2 separate regions of the Homo sapiens genome follow, and region 2 is linked to region 1. Evidence: chromatin loops called from intact Hi-C (ENCODE). Cell type or tissue: PC-3. All regions are shown on one strand. Each heading gives the region's core, and the rest is flanking DNA. Links, peaks and the distances in the headings are about the cores only.

The links. Hi-C counts contacts between places; a loop is a spot of excess contacts. Peaks named below come from ENCODE experiments on the same cell type or tissue, not always from the same donor. Only the 100,000 strongest peaks of a DNase experiment are listed, where the experiment ranks them.
Region 2: a loop joins it to region 1, with 5 times the contacts of the local background. A loop is called at or near these places in 12 of 110 quality-filtered maps.

Annotation. Positions count from the first base shown.
Region 1 is chr4:42,516,808-42,522,199 of GRCh38, forward strand. It overlaps ATP8A1 (ATPase phospholipid transporting 8A1), which reads right to left. Exons shown (of 37, transcript NM_006095.2): 22 at 5,353-5,392. Among named protein-coding and RNA genes, the nearest start is that of SHISA3, 120 kb to the left of the region's middle. In PC-3, for the core only: a CTCF peak has its summit at 3,210 (motif pointing left); a DNase peak (open chromatin) is centred at 3,204.
Region 2 is chr4:41,960,275-41,965,666 of GRCh38, forward strand. TMEM33 (transmembrane protein 33) reads left to right here. Exons shown (of 7, transcript NM_018126.3): 7 at 1-529. Among named protein-coding and RNA genes, the nearest start is that of DCAF4L1, 19 kb to the right of the region's middle. In PC-3, for the core only: a CTCF peak has its summit at 3,009 (motif pointing left); no DNase peak of the experiment used is centred there.

The DNA.
Region 1 (5,392 bases), core at 129-5,128:
TAGAATAAAAGTAAACAAATTTTAACAAAGAATAGAAGCTCAGACCAAAAAGAAGTGATATCACCCTGGCTCCTGATATATTAAAGTGACAGATCAAAGGTGAGAAATTTCAGAGAAACCCCTGCCAATGAAACAAGGAACTTCATAATTATTCTGTTATTTACAATTCTTCTTGAGGAAATACAAAATTTTAATTTAAAAACCTGATTTAGGCCAGGCACGGTGGCTCAGGCCTGTAATCCCAGCACTTTGGGAGGCCAAGGGGGGGTGGATCACGAGGTCAGGAGATCGAGACCATCCTGGCCAACATGGTGAAACCCCGTCTCTACTAAAAATACAAAAATTTGGCTGGGTGTGGTGGCGGGCGCCTGTAGTCCCAGCTATTCAGGAGGCTGAGGGAGGAGAATCGCTTGAACCCAGGAGGCGGAGGTTGCACTGAGCCGACACTGCACTTTAGCCTGGCAACAGAGTGAGACTCCGTCTCAAAAAAAAAAAAAAAAAACAAATTCTGATTTAAAAAATATAGGCTGACACTATAAGTGGTTTCCCAATCTAAAATTATGAGTCCTAATATGTTGACTACCTTTCAAAAGAACGAGGGTGAGATAAAACAGGTCAAGTTTGTTGTCTAAAGAATGAGACCACTGTAAATTCTCTCAAGTGGTGACAAAAAGAGACTAAGAGGTGTTACTGTCCACAATGCCCAATGTGAACCTGCAATTCTTCGCAAAGTGAGTCAAGACAACTGAAATATCCCATATGATAATCCCATCTGCATTCTAACCATGTGAGCTTTCTTATTCCTGAACAAGTTAGGCCTTCCTACTAATCAATGTCACCTCTTGATTTATTTAGTAACAGCAAAAGAAAAAATAAACAAAATAGATGTGTCGGCAACTGATTCGTGAAACAACTCTCAGTGTTAAAATTTTTAGAAATGTCCTGAAAAGCTTACCATATGAATGCAAGTATTGGAGCTCAAACAGTACAGTTTTGGAACAGAGCTGATAATTATATTTTATAGATAGATTTAAAAGTCCTAAATCCTCTCATCTCGAGATGACTGTCAATAGGGATAACAATAGCCGGTGGGCTTTTTCACTTTCCATATCCTCCTTCCCATAGTGTTCCCCAAGAGTGAAGGCAGCACATTCTAGTGCTCAGTGTGCTGGGTAGTAACATACCTGAGTAACTAAGCATCACAACCAAAGGATAAATGCCTTGTTGTATATTTTTGGTCTATTTGGATATTTTTTTCAGCTTATGCTAGGAGTTACACTACCCAAAGGAATAAGGATTCAACTTAGTTTTAAAAACTGAATTACCAGTTTGAACAAACATTGGAGGAACAAGAGGCAGAGAGCAGCATTTAAAAGTATAACCTTAATCCTATTATAACATTTCCTCTTATTTTGTACTAAATTATTATTTTAGGAAAAACTTTACAAATCTTTTACATTTTGAATGTTGTGAATATAATACTACCATTAATGTGGCAATGACATATCAATTCAAATATGTTCAGAAACATCTTGCATACGGGCACAATGATGTACTGATCTTTTGAGGAATTTGTTTTCTAAAAGTCCACATACAAATGTAATACATGGTTTTCAAACTGTGCTTAGTGGATCCTCAGAGTCACAACAAGCCCTGCCTGGAGCACCCACGAGGGCAAGGTGGAGGCTGAGGGGAAAGCCAGTTTGGATCTCCTCTCTACTCTTACTCCAGCCAAAGCAGTCCTGCTTTCGTCAATTATATATATTATGATTCAGGCAATGTTTGCTTGGAAAATTCTGTTCTTAAAAAATAAAAGATGTGAAAACGACCCTCACAGTTTAAAGATTCACTGTCTGACATGCTAAGTCCAATAATGACATGCTAAGTCCAATATTATGGTCTACGTAAAAATAGATTCCAATCACATAAAAAATAGATTGCATAAACAGCATGTCTCAGTTAAAGCAGGTAAGGAAGAAGACAATGGATGAACCCTAGGACTGTATTTGCTCAATTTAAAGCCAGGGTAACATTCTGGAAGAATCTGTGGTCTGACACGCTGAAACTTGCCTCACTAGAGTGGTTTTAATGGCAGTAAATCACAACTTCTGAACCCTAATCCCAGCTGATTTTAACAAAGAATAGAATCTGAGATCAAGAAAGAAGTGATATAACCCTGGCTCTCTATATTAAAAATCCTACAGTCCTCCTATGATCACAGTTAATGGAAACACTTCAGAAAAACAGCTTGGTCACAAAGATCCCTGTGTTATTTATATATTTATTTATTTTTACCTTGAGACAGGGTCTCACTCTGTCACCCAGGCTGGAGTGCAGTGGTACTTTCACAGCTCACAGCAGCCTCAGTCTCCTGGGCTCAGGCAATTCTCCCTGCCTTAGGCCTCCTGAGTAGCTGGGACCACAGGTGCATGCTACCACATCCAGCTAATTTTTAAAAATTATTTACAGAGATGGAGTCTCCCCCTATGTTCCCCCAGGCTGGTCTCAAACTCCTGGGCTCAATGATCCTCCCACCTTGGTCTCCCAAAATACTGGGATTACAGGTGTGAGCCATCACATCTGTTCTATTTTGTCTATTCTTTTTCCCTACAATGATGTCTGCTCTCCTCCAACTGGTAAAATAATCCTTGGAGGCCCATTTCAAAAATTACCACCTCTCCAAAAGCTTCCTTCAGGTCAAATTTGTGGGCCACCTTTTTGGGTTCCTTAAGATTTCTTCATTTAGGGAATTTGCTCAGACCGTGGTACCCAGAGGGCCACAGTCTCATTTGCTTGTGCATGAGCATGTAAACATGAACTGCTTGATGAAAGTTATTTAAATAGATCACCAAATGAAGCTCCAGTTTCAGGAGTAGAGATGGACACAGAATCAGTCTTCATTTGGAGCAGGCTGGCTGAGTAAATGACCCAATCTCTTAATCTTTCCGGATCTTAGATTTTCAACAACAGAGAGCATGGCTTACTATGAAGTGAAGACAAATTAGTTATAAATTCCCGTTTTCATTTATTTTAGGTAAAAAACAGTCATAAGGGAGGTTTCTGTCATCTGTAAACTATATGTAGTTTACATGGATGCATATAGACACATATATAGATGCATGTGTATATGTGTATACACACACTCTCCCCACTTTTAATGGAGTGCCTCAGTCAACTTAAATTTTAATGTAGCTCATGATCGCCATCTGCTGGGAAAACGTTGAACATCTAGTTCAGTTAAAAGCTGGAGGTTGCAAGGCTTTTAATCAGTTATTAAAAGAACAAGAAACAAAACTGTTAAACCTAGAAAATCTAATCTATAAAAAACTCTAGGGCATCCAGAGAGTAAGGATATTAGGTACATTAAACATTCTACTCTAGAACTGAAGTTGTACTTCAAGTGGAAACAATTTAATATGTTTAGAATCCATTTTCAAATAGATTTTTTTATTCTGACATTACATATTAATTCTGTCTCATGAGGATTATAAGGCAAGGCAAGGCTGCCTTATATTCAGAGACAGGAAAAACATCATTTCCAAACTGGATTTTTTTTTTTTAATTCTTAAAAGAGTAACAGAAGCAAAGATTAAAAATCAATAGCACTAATGCTTTAAGATATGTGACTTTAGTTGGGCAGATTAAAAGAGATTGTGATTATGGCCTCAGATTATTTTATTTTACTACATAAATGCCCCAAAGACATAATCATATATAAATATGTTAGGAAATGGAGAGCGAGAAGGTGGAGGGAGTGGGGAGGGAAGAAGTGGGGAAGATAGGCAAGAGAGACATTGAAATAAGTCAACTGATAACAAGTCTCCTGGTGTGTGTATACCTATAACATTTAGGGTGGGAGTATCATGCTGGAAGACACCATACATGCTATCCCATGTCTTTTCATAAGTAAGCAGAATAAAAAGTTCAAATATAAGGAGGAGATATCTAGATATATCTACATATCTATCTCTATATATACAGGTATGATATATGTGAGCTTATATTTATATTTAGGTATCTTCCCCTTACAAAATACAAAGGCTATATGAGAAACAATCACCTTCCATAAAAAGTGATAATCTGTTGAGGAGACAGGACACCAATATCTCGAGTTGCATATGGTAACCTTGTGCAATAAAGAAAACCATCTGCAGCTAGAACATGGCATCCCCACATTACATAAAGGGAGGGGACGTGAGGAGCAGAGGGGGGAAATAGTCCAGGGAGGTACTGGTGGCACCAGCCACCTTTCAAGACAGAGGCACGACGAAGTACACAGTTCGATAGAGAGGAAAGAAGAACAAAGTATCAGCCTTTACTTACCTGGAGAAAAGATCAAGTAAACCGCAGCGGACAGGCTAGTTTGATTCTATGCAATACAAACATGAGTGCTATTGAAGAGTTATCTAATGGCAAGCTAGAGGTTAGAATGAAGTCACTTGAATGATTTAGAGCATGAATACTGGAGGAAGAGTGAGGATTCTGGCTCCCCCTATTAGAAGCTGTGTACTCTCAGCCAAATTACTTACCCTCTCTGTTACCTTGGATTCTTCATCTATAAGACAGGAATAATTAGCACCTCAAAGGGATGTTGTGAGGACTAGATTAATAGATGAAAGTGCTATGAACAGCACCTGGCACACGGCAAGAGCTACACAAAAATGTTTTCTTAATTAAGGAAGCAAGATTCTTGCTATTTATACAGCATCGATCATAATGTATCCATCACTTTCTGGCTTAATAGCCTTGGTTTCTTTATCTGTAAAATGAGGACATTTACAGCTGTGACAGAAATAATACAGGTATATGTTTGTCACAATGGTTTCTTTATCTGTAAAATGAGAACATTTACAGCTGCGACAGAAATAATACAGGTATATGTTTGTCACAATGACTGGACAAGTGTAAGCACTGGATTACTCTCATATATATTATCAGCTATGCAAGCTGTGTGATTACAGTACTATTTTATATTGCATTGCATATTATAGTTATTAACTCAAAGCACACATGTCATGTATGTAATGTGTGCGTGTGTGTAGGGGCATGTTCCATATCCTCAGAGATCCAGAAACTGAAATACATTGGCAAGGAGATTGCCAGACTGGCCAAACCTTGATCCAAAATTGTGAAAAGAGTGAAGATCTATACAAAGTAATGTCTAACCCCAAAGGCTTCTCAGCAATATTTTAATGCATATTAATACTTGTTAATGCTTAGATGATGAGAGGGTATTCAATAGTGAATGGTATGTCAAGATATTTTGATTTTTATTCCATTGGTTCCTTGAATAAAGATCAAAACTATCTGGAAACCAAACCCTCTGTATGATCAACAGAATCATCCACGTACCTTTTCAATCAACTCATAACTCTCTTCGAGTTTGAGTAGC
Region 2 (5,392 bases), core at 251-5,250, 560 kb before region 1:
GTGAAAGTAAGCCCTGGGATCCATATTTGTTTTGTGTTCTGCTTAAATCAGCAAGAATGATAAATTTGATGGTGTGAAATTGGAAGTATCAAGGGCTTTCTTTGGTGATTGAGGGAAATAATGTCTCTACTTGTAATTTATTGTGACCCTTTTTCACTGTATATGCTTTGTATGTCTAATATTTATTTCAATGCAAATTCAATTGTTCCTTCATCTGTATTGTTATATCTAAGATTTTATTGATGTTAAAATCTAATTGTGGAATAAAAATCTCTCTGGAATTTAGCAGATACAAAAATGTTATCTTGCAAAAGAACTAAGAACATTTGTAGTTAGAAATCAGCTTTCCTTTGAGCTTAATTGCCTTTTTGTTAGAATAAGGTGAATTTGAACACACTCCTCTTATCCTCAGCCCATCACAAATAATAGAGATGCCATGATTTTGAGGTCTGATGTGAAACTGGTAAAAATGTGATCTAAGGTGTAACTGGAAAAAAAAAGGAAAGAAAAATTACATTGATGCCTCAGCTGTTTGCTTGATTCTGTACTTTTTTTAATCTAGTGAAATTTATACTCTAGAGATGAGTTATAGCCCTATAATGATTCACAGCATACAGTATATACAAAGTCATCAGTCAACGCAGGATAACAGAGAAATATATTTCTCTTATAGGTGTTTAGAATTTTCTGCCTCTTCTTGACAAGTGGCATTAAGCAATACACTGTACAAGGAAGTTAAATCCTTGTCCATTTGGAGATTGTAATCTAAGAGCATTATGGAAATCAGTTGTATAAAGGCAATTCTGACAGGTGAATAAATATTAATTAGTAAATGAGTTATGTACATAAGGGGAAAAGTGGTAATGCAATAAGTAGAGTTAGGAAAATTGATTTCCTAAAGATTTAGTAGTGTGAGGTCTTAGGGACATATGCATTATTGATTCATAATGCTCTTTCCTTTAGCATATGGAAATATTTGGAGCTGTTTATAAAATAATTCTGAGCTTTGTGAAGGGAAAAATATTTCATTACTCAAGGCTGGTCGAATGGAGAAACTCCAAGAAAGTGGTGCACTGAGATCCCTGAGAATTATCAGTCTAAGCAGGTGATGTGTCAACAAAGATCTTTTAAAAGTGTATGTTATCATGGCAAATTTTGAACATGCACAAAAATAGAATAGTGTAATGAACCTCCATATTCTTATCTCCCAGCCCTCACAATCCTTGGCTATGGTCAAATGTGCCCTACCCTCATCCCTATTCACTTTCCTTTCTCCTGGTTTAAATCATTTCATGTTATTTTAAATGACTTAGTAAAATTTTAATTATGTATCTCTAACATATTAAGATGCTTTTTAAGATCAATATAAAACGTTAACGATAATTATCATAGGTCTTTTAGGTTGGATGACTGGAAATGATTAAGAGTAATGCCCTGATAGGAAAAAGGCTTACGTGATTTTATTGCAATATATTATGAAGGGAGGGGGAAATTCCAACATTTTTTAGTAAAGGGAAGACTTGTCTCCATATATTGTTGCCCTCAGGAAAATGCAGAGATAAACATCTCCCTCTTGGGGAAGTTATAGAAAGAGATGTTGCCATTCTACTCTTTACTCTCTCCCTCCCAGTGGAGATCGTGTATCCAACTATTTTTCCCTGAAAACCTGAGTATATGGGATTTGGGTTGGTGCTGTCACCAGAAACAGAATAGGAGGCAGTTAAGTTCTGCAAAGGAAGGGAGTCCTGTTAACCAAAGAAGGGGGCGGGGGTAAGTTGGGGCTATGCCACTAAATTAAGACAAATTTAATATTAGTACCATTGTCTTCATTAAGTTGCCCTTAAAACAAATATTAATAAATATCAAGTAATTAGATTGTGAGTTTGTGAATTTAATCACAGATTTACTTTAAAATTTTATATACTTTAAAAAAATAGTTTGTATCATTTTTTTAAATCCTACAAATTTGGAGCTTTACAACCATTATTGCCTAGTGTTCCAACAATAATAGACCATTCCACTTAAGTAACAAACCAAGACTCTGAAGACACAGAAATAAAACTTGTAGTAATCCAGAATAAAATAGGTATTTCTTTTTTTTTGTCATTAATTTATACAAGATACAGTCATATACTTAGGTTTCTTTAAAATAATGGGTCTTGATACTATGAATTCATAGTATTGTGTTTGGCAGTTCAACTTAGTAATATCCAAAGCATGTAGTTCATCTTTTGAAGTGTTTAGAAATGGGCTTTAAAAACAAAAACAAAAACACTTTATCTGGATGGCTAAACTTCCTTTTTGGGCTCTTGTGCTATTGGGCTTATTTTGAATTAATTTTTTTAATGAACTTTATATTTTCCTGTCCTGAGGACAGTCCTTAATTTCAAAAGAAACATTTCTTGGAAAAATATTGAATCTGGACTTTGTGCATGGTGGTTGCACGCCTGTAATCCCAACTACTTGGGAGGCTGAGGTGGGAGAATCGCTTGAGCCCAGGAGTTTGAGACCAGCCTGGAAAACAGCAAGACCTCATCCCCTTTAAGAAACAAAAGAAAAATATTGAAACCATTTCAAGGAAAATATTTTAATATGTGCTATTTTATATTTTTAGTTATGTTCTTAATTATATGGATATATTGCTGGGAATAAAAAAAATTTTTCAAAGTAAACATCCTAATAACCTACCAGAGGGGTTTTTGGTGGTGGTGTTTGCCTTTTAATATTATGGCAAAGTTATACGTAAGGAGACTTATTACAAGTCTATTTGGGTTTTTGTGTTCATTTTACTTATTCTGAAATGGTTTTTTGGCTGCTATAATGTTATACATACATACAGTAGTAGTATGCTTTCAGTAGCATCATGTTTTTAAATCTTTGCTATTAATATACTCAAATAACCTTAAAGCAGGTTTATAAAATCATTCTTTGTTCATTTTCTACTTACTGGTAATTATCACATCCTTAAATTTTGAAACATTAGAATCTTACCTTAATTACAAGTAAACTGCCCCCTGGTGGCAATTTTTCTGAAAAATAATTCTAGTGGCTCTCATTTTGCTTGTAACTAAAAAAATTGGGGGAAAAGGAAACAGGTTTTGACTGTTCCAGCTGGTTTTTACACTAACCTATCTAAGCAAGGTTCAAAAGGGCTTCTTGGTCATGATTTTAACCTTTTCATGCTATAAAAAAAAATAGGCCGGGCGCGGTGGCTCACGCCTGTAATCCCAGCACTTTGGGAGGCCGAGGCGGGCGGATCACGAGGTCAGGAGATCGAGACCATCCCGGCTAAAACGGTGAAACCCCGTCTCTACTAAAAATACAAAAAATTAGCCGGGCGTAGTGGCTGGCGCCTGTAGTCCCAGCTACTTGGGAGGCTGAGGCAGGAGAATGGCGTGAACCCGGGAGGCGGAGCTTGCAGTGAGCCGAGATCGCGCCACTGCACTCCAGCCTGGGCGACAGAGCGAGGCTCCGTCTCAAAAAAAAAAAAAAAAAAAAAAATTTAGACCATTATCATTTGTTAATACATACTACTAGTTTTCAAGGTGCCTAAGTGAGCTAATAATTTTTTCCATTATATTTATGCAACAAGTAGAAGGACGTTTTAGGGTTTCAATTTAAGACTGAGAAACTAAAATTCCACTGAGAAGTCAGTGAATTTCTTATTGATAGTTGTGAAGGAAAGCTTTAGAATACAGTCCTCATTCAGATACTGTTCACTGAAGTGTGCTTTTTTTTTTTTTTTTTTTTTTTTTTTTTTTTTTGAGAGTCTCGCTCTGTCGCCAGACTGGAGTGCAGTGGTGTGATCTCAGCTCACTGCAACCTCTGCCTCCTGGGTTCGATTCTCCTGCCTCAGCCTCCCAAGTAGTTGGGACTACAGGCGTGCACCACCACGCCCAGCTAATTTTTGTATTTTTACTAGAGATGGGGTTTCATCATGTTGGCCAAGATGATCTCGATCTCTCGACTTTGTGATCCACCTGCCTTGGCCTCCCAAAGTGCTGGGATTACAGGTGTGAGCCGCCGTGCCCAGCCATTGAAGTGTGCATTTTTGTATGGTAAGTAACAGTGTCAGAAATGTGCCCATGAATGTTCTTTGGGTTGCCATCATAATTTGGGCATTCACATGATTAGTTCTTTTTTAAAAATTTATAGAATTTGTGGAATACATTTGCTATTGGTACAGTCTCAGAAGAATGGTTTCAGATACTCTTAGATGTCTTTAGAGTTTTGAGCAAGGATAAGAGGAGATACTTAAGAGTTACTCTTGTAAATGAACATTTTTGACTATTAATGGGTCTCTTATAAATGGATCTTTTATGTCATGCCAAGGGGAAAAGAAGTATTGCGTAATCCATATACCAAATATTCCATTTATTTTGCCTTGAAACAATACATTATTACAGATATCAGTAGAACTTAACACTGGTTAATTATTTTATTTCTAATAATTTTTAATTTATAGACTGTCTAGCCCATCTATATTTTCACTTTTTGGTTTCACCATTAAATAGAGTATGCAAAAAGCCTTTTTGAAGAATACAAAAGAAGTTTGGGTTATCATAATTAACCACTTGGTAAATCTGGTTATAAATCACAGTACAAAGTCACATAGACTCTTTTGAGGAATTTTTTTTTTTTTTTTTCTTGAGACGGAGTCTCTCTCTGTCACCCGGCTGGAGTGCAGTGGCCACACCCGGCTAATTTTTTGTATTCTTAATAGAGACGGGGTTTCACCATATTAGCCTGGATGGTCTCGCTCTCCTGACCTTGTGATCCGCCCGCCTCAGCCTCCCAAAGTGGTGCAATTACAGGCGTGAGCCACCGCGCCCGGCCTCTTTTGAGGAATTTTTAAAAAATGGTTGCTATTGAATATTGATCAGGCTTTTAAGAAAAAACAAATGGCCAAGACCCCAAGTGTTCAAGTAGGTGATCACTATTACCTAAGGAAAATAAACACAGGATGATGTCACACACACATGAATTGATAATATTGGTAGTAGTGGGAAGACTGAACTGAGCTGGAAAGTACATGGTTTGCCTAAAAGCATTCAGACTTTAAAAACGTGTGCTAATCGCACATTAGATCCAATTTAGCAGCCCAAGTGTTAAAACATTATCAAGGAGTTATAAATAATAGCATCAGGAGTGATGGCAGGAAGTCCTCAAATAGTGGTTCCAATCTGTGGACATTCTCTTAGTTTCTCTGGGCCTCGATTTTTTCATTTGTAGAATGTGGCTAGGAAAGGATTATTTGAGGTAGTGTATGTGAAAGTATTTGTATACTATAAAGATTTATATGAACCAACAGCTATATTTTACATTATGTTATGCTTCGCATTTTACCTTTGGAGATTCTGGGACTCTTGGAATTTAAAAGAACGTCCCCCAA